2 separate regions of the Homo sapiens genome follow, and region 2 is linked to region 1. A link is a loop called in an ENCODE intact Hi-C map of the cell type or tissue named here. Cell type or tissue: mammary epithelial cell. All regions are shown on one strand. Links, peaks and the distances in the headings refer to the core of each region. The heading gives the core; the rest is flanking DNA.

Region 1 (2,914 bases), core at 93-2,592:
CTGACAGGAGAAGCTTGTGGAGAAACCAGGAGAGGTTCAGCCTCCAGCCTCAGGTCCTGGCTCCCGCCAGCCTTCCAGGGCTCGATTCTCCCGGGACAAGTAGAGGGGCTGCTGCATGCCAAGCTGTCATCCTGGTCAGGCCAGGTCAAAACCGAGGCAGGGTCCTCTTTGAATGTATGTGTTTGTGTGTGCGTGCACATGTGGGGGCCGGAGGAGCTGAGGATCACATGGGAAAACCGTGTGTGTTTATGTGTGAGAGAGAGAGTGTGTGTGTGAGTGTGTGTGTGTGTAAATGAGAAACTTTTATCCCCACAAAAATAAGGATGTGAGATTTTATTTTATCCAGCTGATGCCAGAACAAGGCACTCATAGTTAGCCACAGAGGCACTAACTAGAGTGTTAATGCATGCCTGAACAGGGCAAGAACCGGGAAGGGAGTGCCAGGAGAAGAGACTTCCAGAGATCACTCAGGTCCCCGTGATGGGCAGCCTGTGCACAAGGGGTCTGGAGCAGTGAGAAGATGAACCTGCCAAGGCCCAGAACCATTCCTGGAGCCAGGTGAGAAATGCCTGGGTCAGTGAGTGTCAGCGTTGGCTGCAACAGCGATTCTAAAACTCGAGTTCTCATCAGTGTCAGCAAGGGCAACGTGCACAGTCTCACAGGTCCCACCCAAACACAGAAAGACCCGCACTCAGAAAGACCCCCACACTCAGAAAGACCCCCACACTCAGAAAGGCCCTCACACTCAGAAAGACCCCCACACTCAGACATACCCTCAAACTCAGAAAGACCCTCATACTCAGAAAGACCCCCACACTCAGATCCCGCACTCAGAAAGACCCCCACACTCAGAAAGATCCCCACACTCAGAAAGACCCCCGCACTCAGAAAGACCCCCCACTCAGAAAGACCCTCACACTCAGAGAGACCCCCATACTCAGAAAGAACCCCACACTCAGATCCCACACTCAGAAAGACGCCTGCACTCAGAAAGACCCCGCACTCAGAAGGGTTTAGTAGTCTGCTGTTGCCATCCTGAGATTCTTAATATTTTTTGAATAAGGGGCTCCACATTTTCATTTTGCCCTGATCCCCACAAAGGACATAGCTGGCCCTCCCTGAGGTACCTGTAAAAACCCACGTTGCTGGGTACCTGCCAAGAATTTCTGATTCAGAGAATCCTCGGAGCCAGAGGAATGGGGTAGCGCCGGGGGATCCCAGCAGAGGGAAGGCTTGTCCAGACGAGCTCTGTGGCCGGGTCACAGCTGCTGCTGCTTCCGAGTCAGAAGTCAAGAGGGTGCAAGGGGGCCAGCTCAGCTCAAACCTTTATTTCTCAAAGGGTCAGAAAGCCCAAAGGCCAGCGCTGGCTTTCAATGCACGGGAAGGAATTGAGGGTGAAGGTGTGAGAATGGACATACACAACCCAAAAGATCAGATCTCAGAAGGAGTAGGCAAATCTGGGGTGGAAAACGGAGTCTGAAATTGGCTGCTGGGAGGGCATGGTGGCTCACGACTGTAATCTCAGTGCTTTGGGAAACGGAGGAGGGAGGATTGCTTGAGTCCAGGAGTTCGAGGCTGCAGCGAACTATGATGGCAGCGAACTGAGTCACATGAAGCAACGTACCTGTACCTGCCCCATTCGTTCAGGAGCAAGTTGTTCAATGAGGGCTACTTGCACTCTAGAGAAAGGTTAACGTGCTGTCTGTTGGATGCACTGGGCCAGCAGAATGGTGAGTGGAAGGTTTTAAGCTCCCAGGACATAAGATGGTGGAAGTCTGAGGTATCCCACAGCCCTAATGGTAGGCTGGAGTTTTCTGCCTTGAGGAGGTTGTGGGACTATTTTTAGCACGTTTTCCACTACAAAATGAGTTCTCACTGACCTGTGTTGGAGGCTGAATCCCACTATTTAAGAACTGTTTCTTCCATATAAAGGAGAGGGTGCTTAACTGGAGATTACAGACCTCTTGGGAGTCAACGGATGTGCCCCGGAAGGTCCACATGCCCTGCTGAAATTGTTTGTGAAATTTAGTGTGTGCTATAGACACATATTTTTTCCTGGGGAGAGGATCTGTAGCTTTCATCAGATTCTCAAAGGGTTCTGTGACCCCCCTCATGAAAGGATTTATTGAAATGGTTTGTCTAAAAGGGGGATTATTCAGTAAATAGTGTCAGAATAACTGGCCAACCCTTTGAAAAAAAATAATAAAGCAGTATCCTTACCTAACTCCTTATACCCAAATATATCCCCGATGGGTCAAGGATTAACATACTAAAGAAAAAAATGAAGCAATAAAAGTTACGGAAGACATTTGGGTAAATATATTTACAATGTTGGAGTTGGAAACCAGTTTCCAAAGTGGGAAACGAAAACCAGGAGCCACACAGGAAAAGACTGATCAATCTAGTTCAGAAAAACGAAAGCATCAGTGTGGGTAAAATCAAGACAAAAGACTATTGAGGTCGAAAGACAAGGAGTAAATGGGAAGTCATATTTGTAGCACCAATCACAGACAAGAAGCCAATTTATTAACTTATGATGCATTTAGATAACGCATAAGAAAAAAATTAAAATAACTAAATATAAAGACATACCTACAATGTGGGTAAGCAGTCAACACTGAAAGAAAGACAGCCAACAAAAAGATTAAAGAAATGCAAATGGATACCAACAATTGGATTATCATTTTTTTAACCTCACAGATTGACCAAAATTTATATTGATGGTGTTTTATTATATGGATGTTTTATATTTTATTTCATCTTGTGTTTGCTATTTGGATTGCATCTGGTTCTCAGGTATTAGAAACAATGTTGTCAAGAACAATTTTGTAGTTACATCCATCATTATTTACTTCAATGCCTGAAGCATCACCAACATTTAGCGTCATGTAGCTGATCTTGTCCCTTCCAAAGG
Region 2 (2,914 bases), core at 167-2,666, 460 kb after region 1:
ATCATCTCCAGCACTTGCCCAAACTCCACATCTCCCCCGTCTTCCCAGGCAGGCGCCTCCTCAGAACACATCTGTACTGAGTTTCCCCCTCAGAAACCTTGTTAGGACACTAGTTAGTGTGATAAACTAATTCACGGTGAAGTGTTAGCAAATGAAAATGGTTTATCGCTCCTCGGGGTATTTTCATTTTAAGGAGACTCCGTTGACAAATATTTACTGAATGGTCTATTACATGCAAGAAACTATGTAAAACTCCTAGGGGGAGTCACGGCTTGACCTAAATAAATCAGTCTCTAATGATAGAATCCTAGGCTCACCGGGAAGCATTGCAGGCAGCACACAGCCTTTCTTATCTCTGCTTAAACCACATTAGCCTCTCTCTTGATCTGCCCTCCATCCCGACCCCCACTCCTCCCCTCCAATGGGGCTGAGCAGAGGCCGTGGCCCCCGATGTTTAACTGTGACTTCCCTGAGTGGTGTTGACATTGCTGGGACTGTATTGGGGGCTCAACAGTCAATCTTCGCCCCATGTTTTGGAATCCCCAGGTCTGCCCCATGGGAAGCCAGAAGGAACTGTACTGAGGGAGCTCCATCTCCCGTCCTTGGCCACGCTCTGCCCCCACCTCCACCCAGACACACTTACGGAGGGCCTCCTGCACACCTGGCCCTGTGCCAGGAATAAGGGCCAGGGAGCAGGGGGCAAGGATGGGGAACAGCACAGAAGTCCCACACCTGCACTTCATTTCAGCACGAGATGGATTCTCCCTTGAATAGTGGAGCCTCAGGCCGGGCACTGTGGCTCATGCCTGTAATCCCAGCACTTTGGGAGGCTGAGGTTGGTGGATCACCTGAGGTCAGGAGTTTGAGACCAGCCTGGCCAACATGGTGAAACCCTGTCTCTACTAAAAATACAAAAAAAAAAAAATTAGCTGGATATGGTGGCGGGCACCTGTAATCCCAGCTACTCGGGAGGCTGAAGCAGGAGAATCACTTGAACCTGGAGGCAGAGGTTGCAGTGAGCCAAGATCGTGTCATGGCACTCCAGCCTGGGCAATAAGCGATACTCTGTCTAAAAAAAAAAAAAAAAAAGTGGAGCCTCCTCACCTGGTTGATTCTCCTCCTCTCTTTCTGTGTGTGTGTCTCTCTCTCTGCCTTCTGAGATACCAAACTAAAACAGAAAGGAGGATGAGAGGCAGGAAGGAAGGATGAATGCCGGAATGGGATGAACAGTGCTTTTCCAGCTGCTGGTCCCCCAAGTCCTCTCTCTCACCCCCTCTCTCATTGTCAGGCTCCACTCCTCCCAAGCTGGATTCCCCAGAACCACCCTCATCCCCTCCGGCCCCTCCCCACTTACCTGTTTGCAACGCCCTTCTTGGACAGCACAGGTGAGACATCCCGAATAAAGACACTGAACAAGGAAGTGGAAGCCGGAACCCTGGCGCTTTCGTCAGATTCACTGCATAGTGTCTAGAGAAGCTTACCTGTGCCTTAGCTAAGTTCCCAGGACTCACTATTCCCATCTATAAGATGGGCACAGCCCAGGCCCTGTTATCCCCCTAGGACCATCTAGACCTTCCCTCTCCGCCAGCCCTTCCCAGGCTCCCCCTTCCATCCATTAAGAAACACTGGCATCTAGTGGTTGTGTGAGGGACCTGCAGCGCAGACCCGGCTTCCAAGAACAGGGCCCATAGATGGAGAAGCCTCTGACAGCCCTATCTAGAAACAAGGAGCCCCGTATTCCATACTGCCCTCTGCAGCATCCCTCCCTCTCCCTCTGAAGAACCCCCAAGACCCCCAAACAACATGGGAGTCAAGAACCAGTGTTGAAATGGCCATGTTGCCCATCCTTGCTGAAGACCACCCAGACACCTCCCTGGTGATGAGGAGGGGAGAGAACCTGTGGATGAAACACCCCATGGCCAATCCACAAAGTGAGTCATTAGGAGCTGAGCACAAGCCCAAATTCCAGACAAATAGGACAGCTTCCTACCACGGTGGCTGCCAATCTGCCAGCCACTCCATCATGTGACCCCCCCCCCCAGACACTTAGTCAGCACTCCCAGGTGCCCAGCATCATACCAGGCTGTTGACAGTGTGTGCCTGCATGTGTGTGTGCATGGATGAGCACAGGGAGAGATGTGTGCAGAGGAAAGAAGAGGCACACAGCATGAGTCACTGGCAGACATAAGCAAGTGAACCATAAAATAATCTAAATTCATTTATTCAACACATACTTCCCAACACCTGCTGTGCACCAGAGAGAGCTGCTCCCAAGCCACCAAGGGCTCACCCCAACCCTACCACCTGACAGCTACCTGAAAATAGTCTACCCCGCACTCCTACCCTCCAGTTAACCTACTTTGCATACGTTAAAGACTGTTTTACCATTGGCTTGCATCTCTGCATCCCCTGTAGCTAGGTCTACCCCGCACTCCTACCCTCCAGTTAACCTACTTTGCATACGTTAAAGACTGTTTTACCATTGGCTTGCATCTCTGCATCCCCTGTAGCTAGCACACAGAAGGGGCCTAATATGTGCTTATTGAAGTCATTAATCCAGTCCAGCGCCTGCCAAAGCGGGAATCCCTTCTGATAACGTCACCGATGGCTGCTCTCCCAGCCCCCTCAAGGGCCACCGGTTATTCCGTATGCTGTTGTGTCCGTCAGGTTTCTGTGGCAAGGGACAGAACAGCAACTCGGATTCACTGGAGTAGAGAAGGGAGCTGCACAGGCAGAGAGAGCAGAGTTGGGTGCTGGCAGGTGCGGATTGAGGGTAAGAAAGAGAACGGAGTCAGGTGCTGGCAGGCCTGGATGACCACATCTGGTTTTCCCATCCTTTTATTCTGTTTTCCTTAGCCCCCTGCCATGCCCATATCCCCATCTCCAGACTCTGCTTCTGTTTGTTGCTGGTCCT

Evidence for each region. Peaks named below come from ENCODE experiments on the same cell type or tissue, not always from the same donor. Only the 100,000 strongest peaks of a DNase experiment are listed, where the experiment ranks them.
Region 2: a loop joins it to region 1, with 17 times the contacts of the local background. A loop is called at or near these places in 2 of 110 quality-filtered maps.

The regions. Positions count from the first base shown.
Region 1 is chr17:73,712,095-73,715,008 of GRCh38, forward strand. No RefSeq gene overlaps it. Among named protein-coding and RNA genes, the nearest start is that of SDK2, 69 kb to the left of the region's middle. In mammary epithelial cell, for the core only: a CTCF peak has its summit at 1,212 (motif pointing right); a DNase peak (open chromatin) is centred at 1,187.
Region 2 is chr17:74,175,250-74,178,163 of GRCh38, forward strand. No RefSeq gene overlaps it. Among named protein-coding and RNA genes, the nearest start is that of RPL38, 27 kb to the right of the region's middle. In mammary epithelial cell, for the core only: a CTCF peak has its summit at 1,635 (motif pointing left); a DNase peak (open chromatin) is centred at 2,042.